Linked DNA regions of Mus musculus: region 2 is linked to region 1. Evidence: chromatin loops called from intact Hi-C (ENCODE). Cell type or tissue: heart. All regions are shown on one strand. Each heading gives the region's core, and the rest is flanking DNA. Links, peaks and the distances in the headings are about the cores only.

Evidence for each region. Peaks named below come from ENCODE experiments on the same cell type or tissue, not always from the same donor. Only the 100,000 strongest peaks of a DNase experiment are listed, where the experiment ranks them.
Region 2: it touches region 1 in a loop (2.0-fold over the local background); 5 of 42 quality-filtered maps call a loop at or near these places.

Annotation. Positions count from the first base shown.
Region 1 is chr19:16,320,179-16,329,918 of GRCm38, reverse strand. The region is part of intron 3 of Gnaq (guanine nucleotide binding protein, alpha q polypeptide); the gene reads right to left. Among named protein-coding and RNA genes, the nearest start is that of Mir496b, 10 kb to the right of the region's middle. In heart, for the core only: a CTCF peak has its summit at 5,467 (motif pointing right); a DNase peak (open chromatin) is centred at 3,788.
Region 2 is chr19:16,267,211-16,276,950 of GRCm38, reverse strand. All of the region lies in intron 2 of Gnaq (guanine nucleotide binding protein, alpha q polypeptide), which reads right to left. It also overlaps the pseudogene Gm10819. Among named protein-coding and RNA genes, the nearest start is that of Mir496b, 43 kb to the left of the region's middle. In heart, for the core only: no CTCF peak of the experiment used is centred there; no DNase peak of the experiment used is centred there; H3K27ac peaks cover 230 bases.

The sequences.
Region 1 (9,740 bases), core at 503-8,502:
TAAGAAATATACTTCCATTCTAGTTATGACCACGCACTCAAAAGCGCGAGTACACACACACACACACACACACACGTATGCACGCACACATGTACAAAGAGAGGTCACACACAGAGAGGTCACAAAAGAGGGCTGTTAATTCTTGTGTACACGGTTCTGTGGCAGTCTAGGAATGAAGGGAAATTGTGGTTTTGTTTTTTAAAGATGAACCAAGAGTACCCAATGCTAGCACCATTTTCAAGCACAAATGTATGTTTTCCAGGGATGATATTAAAAATCAGTACACAAAGTGGGAATTTATCTATTCAACTGTGCTGACAGCATCTCTTCCATCAGGAAAAAGTGCAATAACCTCCCCAAAACTGTGTATGCTACATGGAGTCAGGATACATACCTGCAGCTGGAAAGTGACTTGCAAAGGCTCAGCAGCCACCCTATAAAACTGACAGTGGCATATCTCTGTGCATAGGGTACCACTCTCTTTCCTCTTCATCCTTTGTACAGCTCATGTAGAATAACAACTACTTACACTGAACATTTGTTGCTTGCCAAGTTTTGTTCTATTTCAATATTGTCACCATCATGACAGGGAAATAGTCATTTAAAATGTTCCATGCAGACTACAGACATGACTCATTGATTAAGCAGAGGGCTGGGTTTAAGTCACTGTATAGCAGCTCATAACTATCTCTAATTCCACTTCCAGGGCATCTTGATGCCCTCCTCTGTCATGTTGTCAGTACTAGGCTTGTACATGGTGCACAGACATACATACAGACAAAAAACTCATACACATAAAATAAGTAGATTTAAAAAAATGTTCCATATATTTCTGACTAAGTTAAAAGTAAGGATGATCTTGCTGGATAGTCTGGCTTTGTCTCCGTGGGCTGGGGAAGGGAAAGGCTCACTTCATTTGAGGTAGAAAGTCAAATTACTGTAGTTTAGCAAAAGGAAATGGCTGAATAGTATCTGTTTCTATTAGTTGCAGCATAGAACACCTACATCCAACACCAACCATCCCCAACACCCCCTCCAAATAAAAGCAACACAAAACCAAACAAACTCACCAACCAAACAAAAGAGGCACAGTCTTTCTATATAATTATTTTTCTATGGAATGGCTCAGAAGGTGAAATACTGAAGACACAATTTGTGAAGCAGAAAAGAAAAGACAACTGAGAACTGTATCTCTCACTGCTCAGGAAAGGCCACCGTGGGCAGCTTGTGCCTGCGTGCCCCAGCTCCAGCGTCTCATGTCCCACCATGGCTTAGCAAGCAGGACTCAGGAGAGCTCGGGGCAGTTTTGTACTTTATAATGGCTTGGGGGAAGGGATTTACTTTGTAGCCCCAGAAGTGGGGTTTCTAGTGTACTACGTATATCCTCCTCATTTGTGCCTGCCACATTTTGGATGGAATAAAGTAATATCTAATCTCTTTATTTTCCACTGAAATACTTCATATTCTCAGCAAAACTGATGGAAAATGGGGGGTGGGTGGGTTCCTGTTGTATTATTCCATTCATTTAACCTTTTAAAAAGAAGCACCAGGGCTTAAGCAAATTTATATTACAGAGTAAATTCAGAGAGTTAATTATAGAAATAATTTGTTTTGTAAGACTGACTCTGAGTGGCTGCTGAGGTCATTCTGAGAGTGTTGCTATGGTGATGGCACAGGCACATTGCCAAGGCAATGCATGTGTAAAAGGTAGCTGGCGGAAGATCTTTCCTTGATGTCAGAGACAGGAAGAAGTCATGGTATACATGGGACTTAATTATCTGGGAGATAAGCCACATCTAAGAGTGCTTTAGAAAACGTAGGTTTGCCTGTTTAAGTCCTCTTTACTCCTATCTTATAGGCCTTTGATGACTTTTTGCTATATTAAGACACCAAATAATTTGGAACTTGTTAATTAAACATATTTAGCCTTCTTCCACATGCTCTCAGATTCAGTGGTCAGGGTCCATGACTAGCTTTTTCTGTGGCTGTTTTACCAGCACTCGGCAGGGAGCCACGGAACATACGCTCAGTGTGTTGCTCAAATGAAAACTATTTTATGAGAAATGCGCAATGGCTAGGCAAGTAGAGAACTCCTTAGGAACCAGCCCAGGAGCCAAGGGGCTGTTAGCTACCCATCCTTATGTGATTACACTTCTGGGACATAGCTCGCCTGCATTATGTAAAAACTAAATTCTGAATTAAAACGACTGACAAATTTCAATACAACAGAGGAAGGGCAGCACTGGTTTAACTTCATTTAGAGATATGCTTCCTGACTTCAGCCCTGTCCACGGGATGACGTAACTGGTACAACCACACTCACCAGGGTACAGCTTCTCCCCTGGCTTTCTATCCAGTCCAGTGACAACCGAGGAGGCTGACCCGATCAACAGACATGTCTGAGAGAATCTCCTGAATGGAGCAAAGTTATATAGGGTTCTGTTGGTTTTCAGTAAAAGGAAGGGAGGGCAAAGAAAGAGCTAAAGTAATCTCACAGTTCCTCTCCCACAGCAACAGAGTCACCTGGAGTTTAATGGCACACTAGACTTACAGCTTTATGGTAGAAGCGAAAGATATGAAAGCTCTTGGATAAATTCATGGGCTATGCAAGGAGTTTGCCCAAGATTTTATTTGGGTTAAGTCATCATAAAATTCCAAGTAATAATCCCCAAACATCTCCCTGTAGCATGTTTGAATACATGAGTGGATGAAGGCAGCCACGCCCACTAGCTTGCTTTCTTGTTACAATTAACTTCAGGATCATCTCTTGCTGTAAACAATAAAGTTTTAAGTTTAGAAAAAAGGAGCTATACCCATGCTTTGAATTATTAAAAGTAAAGAGTAAAGCTGAGACTTCGGTAAAATAATATGACCAAATCAAATTAAATTTGACTTTTTTTTTGCTTGGGATATGATTCTAAGTGATCATTAATTTTAATGATTGTCTGTCCATAGCAAATTTGAGCTACTGTGAGCATAAGAGTAACTTTGAACAACTCAATTGTCCCTCCCAGTTTTAAATGAAAGCAACCCAGAATAAGATTTGGCAACATATAAGTGAACTAGCTTTTTTTAAAAAAAAGTTTTAAAGAAAAAGTTAGAGGCATATAGACAGACCTTAGCAAGTACACCATTAAGAAAAAAGGACCTGTGGGTAGTAAGTAAGAAAAGAAGTTTCTGGCATGTGATGCAAACCCAGCTAAACACAAGATAAAACAGTGCCTTGTGGCATTAACAGCATGCTCACTGGGCAGATATTTGGCACTGGGGGATTTTAACCCCTATTAAGTGTCTCCATGGCAAGGCTGCCATGTTACAGATTTGCAGTTCAAGTTCGATATGAAGATAAAATCGTGGCACAGAAAAATGATGCTGGGTAGGCTTCATATTTTTAATTATTAAAAAGAAGGTTACAAAAACTAGGTCGCCTTCATTAAAAAAAATTAACAAGACCTCATTGTGAGAGGCCCAGTCCCTTGGGAGTAGAAAGCTAGATCATGCCATGAGATCCTATCTGACTGTCAGAAAGCAGCGAAGGCAAGGAAGAAGCCCAGACACAGCTCTGTCCAGAGCTGGATGAGCACAAAATTCCAGAGAAAAAGAGTTAAAAAAACAAAACAAAAAACCAAACCACTGGAACATTGTTAGAGAGACCTTTAAAAAATGGTTTAGTGACAGTTCTGAAATCTACTACCCTGAGACAAGGTTCAAAGCAACCCAGGTCTGAAGGCCTGGATGGAGCGGCCCTCCTCCCTCTGATCTGATTGGCCAGGAATCTGGTTCAGCTTGTTAGCTGAATGCAGTTACTCATTACACAAGCACTCCCGTCTCAAGTGAACTCAGTGGGTAAAAGGGAAGTAAGCGTTCCTCATGGCTAGTGCTCAGTGACCGGTAGCATTTATTACGGGTAGTTTTGGACATAACGTTGTTTGCTTTTCATAGGAAATCCCAAGTGCAAGGCAAAGGCCACAAAGTAGTGTTATGGATCCCGATTCTTCAGAACGTTATCTCAGGGGAGAGTAATCTCCACAGTAAAGAGAAAGGGAAGGGAGAATGGGTCCCGACTCTCTTTGACAAAAGAACTACAACAATTCACAAAGTATTTTTTCCCCTTAGCAAATATCCTGAGTATCCTGAAAAGAACTTAGCATTTAGGAAAGAGACTCAACATATTAATTCTATATACATACTGTTCAAAATGATTATCAAAGAGACCAGTGGGACCGAGCAACTCTGTGTGCCAGGCAGACCCCAGTGTTGAGTCCAGGACAAGGCCAAGAGCAACAGATTCACAACTATATTGCACAAAGAAACAGACAAAGCCTGTATTAGATACACACACAGCCAGGCACAACAATGCACACCTATAGCCCTTACTACTGGGGTGGGGAGAGGGGAGCTAAGCAGGATTGTTTGTGGCAGGGAGCCTGAGGTACTGTACTGGTGCAACACAAATGGACTGTCTCTTAAGTAGGAAACAAAAGGAAACAACAAAATCCAAAGAGAGAGACAGAGGAAGGCAAAAGAGGCCCTTAGTTCCCCTACTGAGTTTTTCTAATTTATTTTCTTGTAAGACAGCTTTCAAGGGTGTTGATTAATTCTGACCCAATTCTGAAACACCAAGAAACAATAGAATGTTGCTTCTTATCTGCCTTGCTGTGCAGTGACTATGCTTAATTCAGATAACATATACCTGTTTAATGAGAATGTATTATGTTAAATTCTAATTCCGCGTGTCTTTGATGGGAGTTGGTGGCTGGCACAAGGAACTGGTATGAAAATACATTAAAATATACTTCTTTGCCTTAGGGATGTCAGACTACCTGGGAAGCAAAGATAGTACAGATGAATCAATTGAGAAACAATTAAGTACCCAAGTGTAACTTGCTAACTAAGAATGTAATAAGAAAGGATAGGTGATCATGAACTGCAGTAGGGAATTATGTGCACAAAAGGGTGGGGGATGCTAGAGGCAGAAAAGAGAAGAAATAAGAGTAAAGAAATCAGAAATGGCACAGAATTTTCTTAGTTTTTCAACTAATACCTTTTAATCAAAGTCCATGGTAAACCAGAGAATAACTTCTTTGAAAGTGGGAATGAACCAAATGATAAAAGACCTAAATCCCTTCCTAAAGGAGTGGTACTGTAGCAATGAGTACAGTTGTACTGCACATACCCACTGGTGATATGAACAATGGGCCTATGAGAAGTCCCACTGACCACAGCTGAGAGCTAACTCTAAACACAAGCCAGTTTCCTAAGGCCATATTATTTTAACTTAGAGGTTTACTCTGTAGCACCAGGCCCTGACATTCAAGCATGATGACCATGTCCAGAGACTGATGGATGGGCCATCCTAATTTGACTTAACATATAACAAGACAACATTGAACCTATTGATTTATTCATTTATTGATTTATTTATGTATAGAATTGTTTTGCCTGCACATATTCGGAATCCAGAAGAGGGCAGTGGATCCCCAGGAACCTGAGTTACTATATAATCTTATGAGTCACCATATGGGAAACTTAACCTGAGTCCTCTGCAAAAGCTCTAAGTGCTGTTAACCATCAAACAATTCCACTAGCCTTTCAGTTTACTGTCTTAAATTGAGAAGATACAGTAATAATGACCAAGATTATCAGAGTCCGCCAGTCAGGTACGAAGGCTGCTAAATAGGCAGTGAGCCAAAAAGGAAGGAGGCTCAAAGACTCTGAGGATCCCTTGAAGAAAGCAAGGCTCCTGGGTTGTTCATCTATGCTGGGGGCAGGGCTGTCACAAGTTGGGAGCATGTTTTATCTTACAAAATCAAATCTTTCCTACAGAACGCTAACCCAATTACAGTCTTCTTAGCCACCATCAGTCAAGCACTAGACATCAAGATGGGGCAGAAAACAGCTCTCATTCTCAAAGGCCAAAGAAACTACTGAACATTTCTGGCCATTTACCTCATCTTTAGTACTAGACACTCCGTGCTGTGTACAGGCACTGCTGGGGGCAGGGGCGGGGCATTCAATCCAGAGCTCTGGGACTCACTCCTCATCAGGCCTCAGGGTGGCACGAAATGTTTCTGGACAAAGCTGAAGGAACAAAAGCCAACTATTTTCTCAACACTCTAAAACTTACTTCTGTGTTAATTCAGAACACCAGTCTTCACAGAATTCCATCTAAGTCATGAAAGTAGCGTGCAAGCTGTCTACCAACATTCATTGTTCTATAGGAAGAATTTCACCCTATGTATGGATGTGTGAGCATTTCAGGCTTTGGGATCCATATGGTCACTGTTTTAATGACCCGACTTTGCCAATTAGGTGCCAAAGCAGCTACGGACATGTACATATAAATGTGTGCAGCTACAGACATGTACATATGAATGCGTGCAGTTATGCTCTAATCAAATTTTATAAAAATACACGGAAGGCTGAATTTTCCTGCAGGCTGTTCATTCACACTATGCAGTGACAACACTGAAGATTTTAGCTCAGAACATCATCTTTCCGTGTAGAGTCTGTGGAGGAGACAGGAACTGCAACTATTAAGGGGCAGTTATGTGACAGCAGACCGTCTACATTATAATGGAATCAAAGATACTCAAATATGAGAAATGAACTTAAGCATTAAATATCACTCACCATGCTGGAGGAGAGTGAGGCTGAAGTTACTACTTCCGGCTCCAGAATGAACACTGTCAGGATGCTCTGATGAGCAACAGGGGGAACTGCGCCTACTACTTGATGTTTGCACAAGAGGCTCATCGTACCATGCTGTTTCCTTCCTCAAAAGGAGGTAAATCAGGGTGGCCAGAGGAGTCACATCATACCCCAGGGGTCCAAAGTTCAAAAAAATGACTCAGTGACTTCTTCTCTTCTCTCTTTTTTTTTTTTTTTCGAGACAGGGTCTCTCTGTGTAGCCCTGTCGGTCCTGGAACTCACTCTGTAGACCAGGCTGGCCTTGAACTCAGAAATCAGCCTGCCTCTGCCTCCCAAGTGCTGGTATTAAAGGCATGTGCCATCATTGTCCAGTGACTCAGTGACTTCTTAGAAAGGGACTTCTATTCAATATTTTGGCTTTAAGACAACTGATGGACTGTCCTATTTCTGAAATTCCTTTTGCATTTTAAAATCAATCCAATAAAAGATGATATATTGGTTCAGGGTCACAATCAAACAAAATCCAGCTGATGTGTGCCAAAGAGCAAGTTTGCTCATGTACTATGACTATGGACTACATGGAAACTTTCAAAGTTGTCTGACCTCCCTAGAGGGGACTCTGTAAAAGGAGATGAAGGCAAACCCAGATGCAGCAGTCTTTAGCCTAAGGTTGCAGTGTGAGGATTTTCCCCTATACTTCAATGTGTTTGAGATGTGTGTCCTGTGGCTATTGTCAGGGAACTTTTGGTACTGTGGAAAGTGGGCTCATTTGACCTGATGCCTCAGAATATTAAACCAGGTAGTGAACACCCCCCCCCCCCCCCGGCAAAAAAAAAAAAAAGAAAACTTATAGCCATCTACTTATTGCATTCTTTTTCTAAAGATTCGCAGAGCCTTCAGGTTTTTTAATCAATAATGAAAATGTCAATAAAATAATCTACAAAATTCTTCATGATCTTATACTGCTTTTGATCAGCTTATTCTGTAAAACTGAAGAATGCACCAAATTAAGAACATTTTCAAACCTATCTAAAGTGTTTACCCACTTTCTGAAATTCCTCATCTCTTCATTTCTCCCACTGCTACTTGCCCTTGTGCCGTAAGTGTATTATCTCTGTATAGCCCTGGCTGTCCTGGAACTCATTTTGTAGACCAGGCTGGCCTTGAACTCAGAAATCTGCCTGCCTCTGCCATGTTTTAATGAGAACGATCATAATTCTCCAGGATCATTTTCTAGTAAGCTTGATGCATTTCTTCCTTCTTAACCTTATATTATGAAACTACTTTAGACATCACCAGTAAACATCAATAATTTATATCCCATGGAATGATTTATAAAGCGCTCAATCAGTGATATTATCTAGTAGCATATGAACGATGCATGTGTCTAACAACTGTCAAATGCCTATCTGTACATTGTCTTCCCTCCGCCTTCCACCCACCCGCTGTGAACCTGTTATTTCATAGTGGCTATGGGCTCTAGAACAAGAAAATCTGATCTCAACTCAGATTCCTACCATTTATTACAATGTGACCCTGAGCAGGTTTCCCGGTCTTCCTGGGTCCTCAGTTTTTCTTTTATAAGGAAAGGATAAAAAATACTTATAATTCCACTGTTTGCAGCTTTCAGAATGAGACAGAATAATACGTGAAATGACTAAGCACAGAGTGTAACAGACCAAGTGTTTAGTAAACAGTAGCTACTGTTGTTTTGATTAGAACCTTTGAGATCTCAGACCTTTAAAAACAACAGGGAAAATTGGCTTACATGTCCCAGCCCTTCAGCTTCCAAGTCCATCAGTAGCTGCCAGAAGAGTATGTATGAAAGTGGTTGAAAACAGAAATTAGTGATGTGATGGCCCAATGTTAGCAGTCATTGTCAGGTACTGAAAATAGAGGTGAGTGTTCTGAGAACACACAGACATATGTACAAGGAGCTAGGACGGGTGACATGGTAGCTATCTTTGGTACCAGGTCAGATATTCAGAAAGGGTGACTCCTAGTTGGGTCTTCAAGGGTGAACATGAGCTCATCAGGTAGAAAAGAGAAGATCATGCTTGGTCTCTACTTCCAGGACTGCTGGCATGTGGCCTGCATGGAGTCTCATCTCCAGAAGAATTCTAGGGAGAAAGTGATTACATCCCAACCTCTTAGCAAATGTTTACAGCAGATCCTGATTCTCACATAGTTAGAAATCTGAGATTTACATATTTTCTAACAGGAGAACAGCCAATATAAAGGTAAAAGCAAAGATCCACTGAGAGAAAAGGAGACAAGGTGCAGCAGGAACATACACCAAAGAAGAAAACAAGGGGACAATGATCTCAAACACATCAGAGGAAGGAGGGCTCCTTACATTCTATGAAGACCACCAGAGCAGGGCTTATGGAACCTGTATCCTTGTGCTATCCTTGTGGTTGCTAGAACAATACCAGGATGTGATATGTAACAGCCTATTTCTGTTGGAAAGGCTACCTGGCTATAAAAAAAAAAAAAAGGTAGAGTGTCCAGAACATAGATGAGGAAGAAGATGGCATGAATTCTCACCACCATCCCTCCCCTAGGCAAGATGAGCAGGTCACCCAGGTACCTAGACACTGGTGTAGCAATAATCCTGCAATGGGTTTCCCAGAAAGGGGTGAAAATAAGCCAGGGATTTACAGGATCTCTAGACTTACCTTAAACAGCTACCAGGAGTCACCTATGTTCTCCTTAAACAAGCAAAAAAACAAAAAAAAAAAAAAAAAAAGACTTCCACAGAAGTAGAAGGAAGGACATCCACCAAATAACCCCTTAGGTTTCCTCTAGTTAGCAGAAGCCACATGCCTGTCTACCCGACAGACAGCACTTTGTCAGCACAGCAGCTGGTTATTCCTTCTAAAGGTAGCCTGGTTTGGATAATAAGTGACCCAGTTGCTATCTTATTTAGTACATGCAGAAAATTACTGGTTTTCCATGGAAGATTAGAATACACGAAGCTTTCCAGTAGGAGAGACGTATTTCAGGGTAATCAAAAGCATCAGCTGAGTAGCAAAGCTGCCACAGAGCGAGCAGAGCAAGCGCCACGTGTAGTAAGAAGCCCGGGCGTG
Region 2 (9,740 bases), core at 853-8,852, 53 kb after region 1:
CCAATAAGAAGTTTACCTAGACCTGTATTGGAATATTAGAAAGAACCAAAAGAGGAAAATTGGTGTAATGCAGAAAAGCTAGAATAGAATAAAATGAAAGCAACTACAGAAGATACAACCAACCAAAAGAAAGCAACTACAGAAGACACAACCAATCAAATGGAAGCAACTACAGAAGACACAACCAATCAAAATAAACATATCCTGGAGGTCAGTGAATGGTTTGTAATAAAAAAATAAATAAATTAATTAAATTAAATAAAAAAAAAACCACTTAGTTTTATACTGAACAAGAAATTAACCATCAATAAAAATGAAGAGACATATCCATGGCTTCCTGGTAGGATAGAGGATATATTTTTATATCGCAACCCACTCTAAGAATAATTTTCCAGGCTTACCCTATGAGTAAACCTATTTAATTAGATTGCTAGTTCACTTTTTTGATCTCTTTGAGCCCTCAGAATGATGCTGCTTTCAGGAAAACACTGAGCATATATATCTATCATGGGTGGACATGAACACGATTCGTCACATGAATAAAGGCAGTGATATTACTGGTAATGTGAACTCCTTAAACAGCGCAGGGACGCCCAGAATGAGGTGGGGCTGAAGAAAGCTAGATTCTAAACTAGTATGGAGATGAGTGTTAGAAAGTCTCAAAATAAGGGCACAGAGTCTAAGCTTTCATTTCTTAATGATCCCATAGAAGTGCAGCAAAGGGAACTAAAGCTTAGCCCTCCGCTGCTTGCCATAAATGTCTTCACTGGCATCGCATGAGAGCCAAGATACAACTGAGCCAATCAGAAACATCTATGGTATTTTACATTTACATTCGATATAAAGAAACATTTCAACTCAGTGCCTGTATTTTGTGCTCACTATGGTCAACACATACAATGACAGAATGAGGGAAAATAATACACACCACAACCAAGTTCCCAGCACAAGGCTTGGTCTTGAACTTAATTTACCAAATACCTGTTGTGTTGAATAAATACATAATCTAAGTATCTGTTTATTTTTGCATTCTAGGTCAGCACAAGCACTTCCACTCGGCCTGATATGGGGAAGGCTATGATCTAGATCTAAGTGTTCTTTTGCCCCATAGCGATCCTCCAACACTGGACTACTTAAAGAAGCATCTAGTTTCTCATTCTCAAACTTGTCCCTGTGAAAGCCAAACACAGTTCTGGAACAAGGGAGATAGGTATCTTATATCCAGATATTGGCGTGTTACATATACAGCGAATAATGAAACGTAAAAGTATGTTTCCGAGGCAGAGGCAGGTGGATTTCTGAGTTCAAGGCCAGCCTGGTCTACAGAGTGAGTTCTAGGACAGCCAGAACTACACAGAGAAACCCTGTGTCAGAAAAAAAAAACAGTATGTTTCCTAAATACACATATGGTCATACGTTTGTATAGGAAGAATATAGGTTATATATAACTATTAGCTTATTAACATCTTAACATGCTGAAAAAACTTGGATTTGTTTCTTGAGGTAAGTGAATACTATCAGTATTTCATAGATAATGACTCACATCTGGCAGTATGTAACAACTAAGAATACTTTCTAATAAAGACCACTTAAAGATGTCAGACCTCATTCTAGATATCCTTTTAATTTTACCCAGACTTCAGAAACACAAATCTCGTTGGACACGACAAAAGATAGAAGATGAATAGCTTCCAAATTTAAGGATACATTTTTTATTAGATATTTTATTTACATTTCAAATGTTATCCCTTTTCCTGGTTTCCCCTTCAAAAACCTCCCTCTCCCCCTGCTCACCAACCCACCCACTCCTGCTTCTTGGCCCTGGCATTCCTCTATGCTGGGGCATAGAACCTTGACAGGACCAAGGGCCTCTCCTCTCAATGAAGACCAACAAGGCTATCCTCTGCTACATATGCAGCTAGAGCCATGGGTCCCATCATGTTTTTTTTTTTTGGGTTGGTGATTTCGTCCCTGGGAGCTCTGGGAGTACTAGTTAGTTCATATTGTTGTTCCTTTAAGGATACATTATAATGAAACTACTTTCAAGTTGCCTTTATGATATATAACCTAGGTAGTTTCTAACTATGAACTAGTCACACTGAACATGCATGAAGCCTTGATTCCCGTTTTGTTGTTTAGCCTTGCAAGATCAATAACAGGATACACCCACAACTATTTAAATACGACCTCATTTCAGCAATTCTTTTAAATATGTCTTTGAAGTTCAAAGGTAGCTTTCTTTGTGAAGGGTGGAAATAGTCTGCAGAATTGGAGGTGTTAGTACTGACTGACCCCTTACTGCTTCCAAATCCCCACACCGAACCCTTGCCTCCTCCTGATGAAAAGCCAGGGGCTGGACAGATGGCTCAGCGGTTAAGAGCACTGACTGCTGCTCTTCCAGAGGTCCTGAGTTCAATTCCCAGCAACCACATGGTGGCTCACAACCATCTGTAATGGGATCCTGTGCCCTCTTTTGGTGAGTCCAAAGACAGCTACAATGTACTCACATACATTCAATAAACAAATTTAAAGAAAAGGGGAAGGAAGGGAAGGAGGGGAAGGAGGGGAAGGGGAAAAGAGCCAGAGCTGACCTGCTTGGTTATGCCCACTGCCTGGGGTGTTCCGTTAAGAAATTCAGTCACTTTCAACAGGCATCTGCAGTTTGGCCTCTCAGCTCCTGGCTTTGTAGTATACAGTTAAAACCTAAAATATTGCCATTCCCACCTAGATCTCTGCAACCTACATGGATCCAGATCACACATACGAGCTAGAATGTAGATCAGTCAAAAAGATCAGGAAGGGAGGAAGAAACCTAAGGCAGAATGTATAGGGCTGCTGTCTAAATCACTGCCCTGAATGTTAATAAGGAGAAGAAAGTCCTTTATACTCTTAAAAAGTCACTTTCTTGCCTTCTGTTTAGTTTAATGAAAAAACAATTTACAGGTCAAGCATGCTGAAATGACGATAAAGGTTTATAACCCAAGTTTTGAAATGAGGTTACATTTTTCTCATAAAGCCAGGTTTCTTTTTAATTCCTTACAAATTACCCCAAAGCTTTTAAAAACAGAGCTGTCAGCTCTCTTTGTCCCAGACCCTGATTTACTAAAAGCCCATGATTATAGGAGAAAGTACCAAGTAGGAAAGTTATTGCATTTTCATTACAAACCTGCTTTCAATTCACCCTTCTGGGAGCTTAGTGGCTGAGCTCTCAATTCCTATGAGCCCCTGCAGGCAGGGCCTGGGAAGTAAGGGGACTGACCACACAGCTGGGAGGTAAGGGGACTGACCACACAGCTGGGAAGTAAGGGGACTGACCACACAGCTGGGAGGTAAGGGGACTGACCACACAGCTGGGAGGTATGTGTATGGAGGCTCAGCATAGCTAGGAAGACAGTTTTCATCTCTGGCTCAAGCATTGGGAGGAGGGAGGGCTGCTTAACCTTCTGACCAAGCAGAGGTATGGGTGGTTTTACCTTTCAATACTGGGATTCTCAACCGAGAGACAACCTCAGGACCATATAACCCAGAGACACATGCAATACACGGCACGGCCTGCTGAGGAGCATTACTTTATCTATATACAGAGTAGAAGGAGTTGAAAGTTCCCAAGGGCATTTGGGTGAGTATCACTACCCTCTCCTTCCCAGGTTTGGAGGCTAGCAACTTTACTTAACCTTATCAGACTCTCTCAACCAACCTTCTCTGAGTAGTCTGCTGAAACAGCTCTTGGGTGGCCACAGGCCCTCCAGGGCACTTTTCTGAGTCTTCACCTCCTGCCATACCTGATATATGAGTCACTTCCTTCTTCAGGAGTCCTGCCTATCCTCCCCCAGCCCCTCTAGCTGTGCTTCTCCCTCCTCTTGGCTGTAATCATCTCTCAGGACCGTCTCTTCTTTAACACCTTGGCTGCTCTCCGAGGTGCAGCTGATACTGAATACAGGTAACCATCTCCTGGTCCTCCAATCTACTCCTTTCTCAAAGCCTTTGAGCCTCTTCTGTATGATGCTGTAGGCATCTCATTGCAACTAACTCTCCCCTTGGCCTTTTCCTGGGTTCTCTTTTTCTGCCACTGTCTTTCCTTTTCTGTAATTTGGTGCCAGCAACCAGCTATATGTCACCACATCTGAGACTTTTTTTTTTTCATTTTTCCTACAAAACTACCATAGTAGTAGAGTCCTATCTCAAAAAATTTTGAGCAGAATTTCTGCTCAAAATAATAGTGCCCCATACGGACATCACCAGTGAGATACTAATACCTGCCTGAGAGCATTCAAAAGTCCATTGGAGCACAAGTGTCCCTTCCTTGCCATTACAGCGTGCTCATACACACTGCTGATAAACAATAAAGCTTACAAATTAAAAGCTAGTGAATATGCATACCTACAGTGTATTTAAAAGTACTTCTCCATAAGTCTTCATTTTGGTTTTCTCATAGAAAGGAGAGTAATATACAGATATATTGATTAAACTTCATTAAACCAGAACCATACTTTGACACATTGATCTGTTTGGCCACAACAGATGCCTATCAAGCTTACTAAGCCATTAGTACAAAACTAAAAATATGATTTAAAAAATTTACCCCCATTTATGTGAATCTTTGCTTCAAATAAAGAAACAGTGGTGACCTTTAAATATGAGGATGCAGACTGTAAGAACTGTTAAGCACGGATGCAAATGTAGAAGACCCTCAGCTCCACAAAAATCAGCTCATTCAGTGTCCATTTGTATGTGGATAATCTGTGCAACAGTCCTTATTCAATGGAAGCCGTCGTTTTAAACATGCCTTTCAGCAAGCACCAGCCATAGAAAAAGCAGTCAGGAAGAATAATCCTAGGGACACACGTTGTAGATAATTGAGGCTTTTAAAGAAGAAAGCTTGTACTGGCCTCAGCACACCATTTGTGAGCAAACAAAATTTAACTTTGTGTTCTGGGTTTACTAAAGAAATGTATTATTAGAAACATTCAACCTTCTGAGCAAAGAAAAACTAAACAAATATAAAACCATCTATAACTTACAGAAAAGTATATACACAATTTTTCAAAGGAAGGGAGCTTTTTAGTCTTGCCTACTCAACAGAAGATCAAGTCTTTCTGCCAAAGCTCCCCTAGCACTAAGTCAGTGTTCTCAGAAGCATAGTACAGGGCTGACTGCAGCTGAGTTATAGCCAGAACAGGAGGAGGCAAGAAGCTAAGGCAACTCCACTAAGATGCCCATCAAGGAACCTGTCCTGTAATGTTTCTGCCTGGAGAAACCTTTGGGGAACTCATCAAGCAACTCTCTCCGGTAGGCTGGAGAGATGTGGAGACAGCTGAACATTTCAGGAAACACTGGTGTCTATGTGAACAAACACAAACACTTTCCCAATGAGCAGTATGAACTAACAAAGATTTGAGAAATGCTTTATTAAAATACAATAGGGGGATGGATGCAGGTTGAAATGTAAAATAAGAATATGGATTCTCTTGTTCCACCTTTGGACTAAGTTATACATGCCCCACCCACACTGACACTCAGAAACTTACTGAGTTCTGTGGTCTTCAGGGAGCCAAGATTCAGAATGGAGGTAGGTATGGTAATGCATCTATAATCCCAGCACTCTGAAGACTAAGGCAAGCGGACCCCATCTCCAAACAACACAGACTGGCTACAGTCTCTTCCTGTGTGTGACAACCTCAGCATGGCCCTGCTGGTCCCTCTCCCTCTGCTCACTCTGATCTCTGTATGTATGGAAGAGGCATCAACACTGACCACTGTGTTTAGCCAGGAGACTGAGAAAGACACTTGGCACAGTGCCCTTTCATGCAGCTTCATGTTCTGTGGTTTCATTTACAGTTAATAACCACAGGCCAAATGTTAAACTATTACAGAACTACACAATGCCAAGATTTTACCCATGCTCTGTTCTCAGCATCATAATGGAACACAGACCCATCTTGCCTGGAATGAGCACTATCTCAACATCTTTTGTGTCCATGCCATATAAACACTACCTGCCCACATTAACTCTGGCATGACATTCGCCAGGCACATAGGAAAACACAGTCTACGCAGAACGCAATAGTGCCTGTTTCTAGAATCCACTGGAATTCTTAGAATATACAACCTTTGAATACGGAAAGATGACTGTATTTCTCCGACTCCTTTCACATGACATCACTTCAGGCTGACATGTTCCTATGGCTCTAGCTGTGCCTTTGCTTAAGGCACATGAATAGTCACTTCTTACTATGGTAGGCAAAAAAATGGCTCATCAAAGATATCCAAGTTCACAGTGCCTGTGAAAGTGTTGTTTATATGGCAAGGAAAATTAGGTTTTAAAACTGGGAGATGATCCTAGGTCAGCTGGGTGGCCCTAAAGTAACCATGGAGGTTGTTAGCGGAAAAGCGAGGCAGACGAGACTGGAGTGGTACGGTGTGAGGGCCTGACCCTTGACCCCCTACTGCCACCTGTGAACATGGAGGAAGGAATCAAAACTTAGGGTATAAACCTGATTTTCCTGCACAGCCTGAAGAGGAATGCAGTCCTGTTGAACCTGTAGACGGGCCAGTCTGACTCAGTTCAGACTTGTGACTACCAGAGGTCCTGTGTTTGTGGTTACTCCATTCATAGCAGCAAGAGATTACATCTTTTCCAGCTCTACTGCTGGTCCCCTCGGAAGAAGAGGGAAACAACAGAATCTGTTGCTACCACCTGGCCAAAGCATCTTGCTGGTTCCCCTGGGTGAATACCTTTATAAACAGGCCTTTTGCACGTATAATCCACTACTGGAAGGCATTTTGAGTGCGGAGTTCTCTAGCTGGAACTCAGAACCACACACATATCCCCAACCCCACACCCTACCACCACCACCTCACTACTCAGCTTTTTTCCCCCAGTAAGAGAAAACTCCTTTTTACTCAAAGCTACAAATGGAGCTAAATTTATGCAAACACCTTCCCATTTGTCAGCAACCTGGTAATGCAATTCTTCTGACTGCGATTCCACTCCTTCCCTACCTCAAAAGTCAGTGGGGCTGCTACTCAAAAGTTACAATAGGGACTAAGATCGGAGAGGACCCTCACACAGCCAGGTCAGTATGACAGGTCAGAATTTTCAGAGACTTTCTATTCACATTAGAGGTCAGCCTTGCCATTCATTCCAGGACAGCCCATCGAGTAAGATGTTCTAAGAACCAAGGAGCCAAAGCTGGACATGGGAAAAGAAGCATCCCCAACCACATAGCATACAGATTGTTAAGAGCCAACTGAACGGGCTCCTGGCAGATCCAAGGAGAGTCACTTCATGTCTTTGAATCTAAAGTAATAAGAAACCAGAGAGTGCTTCAAAAAGTTAACACAGGGCTGGGCAAGGGCGATTTAATGAAGCCTACTCTGCCAGATAGCATTTCAGACTAAAGATACAACAGTTATTAATATGTACAGTTCTAACCTGGAGAACCTACTGACTTGAGACTTATGTGCAATCTTCCCTCCATATTAGGAGGCATTGACTCTAGGACCTCTCCCTCTTTAATTACCAAACTTCATAAATGTCTAACTCTTTAAATGTTGGTTTTTGCATAAAACCTGTATTCATCATCTTATGAGATGATTTATCTTTTTATGAACTGTAACACAAAATAATATTTAAATGCTACATAAGTTGTTAAGCAAATAAGAACATATAAACACATAGACACACCAATACACACACAGAGCTATACATGTTTGGTACAGTCAAATTGGAAGATGACGAATACAAGGGTATAAAGAACTGATCCAACCTGTAAAAGCTGCAATCTCAGAAGATTACATGAGGTTCCATACAGACACAATTACATTTGAGTTTTCTATTCCAGGCAATCAGGTAGGAACCATACTTGATGAATTCTGCCTCATACTAATTATTTATCCTTAAGGTAATAAAATCAGTCAGTGATGTAAGTTAAAATACAAGCAAAGTCAGGTATTTCAACCAAAGTAGAAACGGCTGATTATTATATTTCAGCATTTTGTACTAATAATTATGGCTAAGTAAATAAACAAAACTATAAGTTGTATTTCCCAATAGTAATTAATAAACAAAACAATGCAACCAGCAGTAATTTCATACATGTATACAGGAATACATTTAAAGAATACAAACATAGAGATTGAGTAGATCTTACAATACAAATGAAAACATTATCTTGATGTGAAATGGGTATAAGCTTAGAAAGAAATTGATATTAAATATGGGCAACATTTTGTCTAAAATATAAACTTTAAAAGGCATGTACCATCTCCTTTTGAAAGAATAGTAGCCACCCTGAATTTACTTTCTAAAGTTAATTAATGCCCCCTTTAAAATACATTGTGATTATGTATCAAAATAAAAACCATTCAATGCATTTACCTTGTGCGTTTTAAAGCAAGTAAGTTGTAAAGCTTGGAGACTGCCTCAGTAGGGACAGTTCAGGAAGGGGAATGATGCAGCCATTCTCAGGGTGGGAGGAGGAATAAAAGGAGGGAAAGAAGGCGCAGTTCTTAGTGAAGCAGTGTGCTCAGAATTACTTGGCCTCTTCTTGCAACTATACATACATTAACCCTTTCAAGCCCCTATCCAGACTCATCCAGATCTAGTTCAAGCCCTGCCACCTCTTTGGTAGACTCTGTCATTCCAGGAACCTAGTCTAGGCTCAGAGAGCACTAGCTGTGTCATTAGTCTGGGTCAATCACATCAGAATACTGTCCCTCACCTCACATTTAACTATTCATTTCTATTTCCTCAAGTAATTGAAAATCTCCCCAGAAGCCAGTACCAAATTCAAAATTGCCTACATCACAAATATTTTTTTCTTTCGCTAACCTATGGAAGAACTCACAGGAACAAAAACTGGTCAAAGTTCCATCATCACTGAGCCCTCTTAATCTACAAGGGCTAAGTACTTAAGGACTGCAGGCCTAAGTCACTCACCAGCCTTATACTACAAAGCACTTCTATGTAAAATCAGTAGAGCCAATTTCACTCAAGGATGGAAACCAGTTATGAAGTCCCAGGACATGGACATTTCTCTTTGTCACGTGCAGCAGAGAGAATCATCAGCACATTATTATTAGGATAAAATTGGATCTTATCGATATCACATACAATGTATGAACATAGCACATATCTGTGTACACACAATATAAACAATAGCAAGTCACATAACTGAATTAACCTGATCACACAACAGGTCTATAGTTACACATTTCCAAAACAAACTACCATGTTCAGGCCAAACATTCTTGGTGTTTAATATGGGTGGTCACATGTGTACACCCACAAAATGCTTTTAAAAGCAACTCTTGAACTCTCCATCGCCATGGCCGCCGACATCAGCCAGTGGGCCGGGCCCTTGTGCTTGCAGGAGGTGGACGAGCCGCCCCAGCACGCCCTGCGGGTCGACTACGCCGGGGTGACGGTGGACGAGCTGGGCAAAGTGCTAACGCCCACCCAGGTTATGAACAGGCCCAGCAGCATTTCATGGGACGGCCTTGATCCTGGGAAACTCTACACCCTGGTCCTCACAGACCCCGATGCTCCCAGCAGGAAGGATCCCAAATTCAGGGAGTGGCACTTCCTGGTGGTCAACATGAAGGGTAACGACATTAGCAGTGGCACTGTCCTCTCAGATTATGTGGGCTCCGGGCCTCCCAGTGGCACAGGTCTCCACCGCTATGTCTGGCTGGTGTACGAGCAGGAACAGCCGCTGAGCTGCGACGAGCCCATTCTC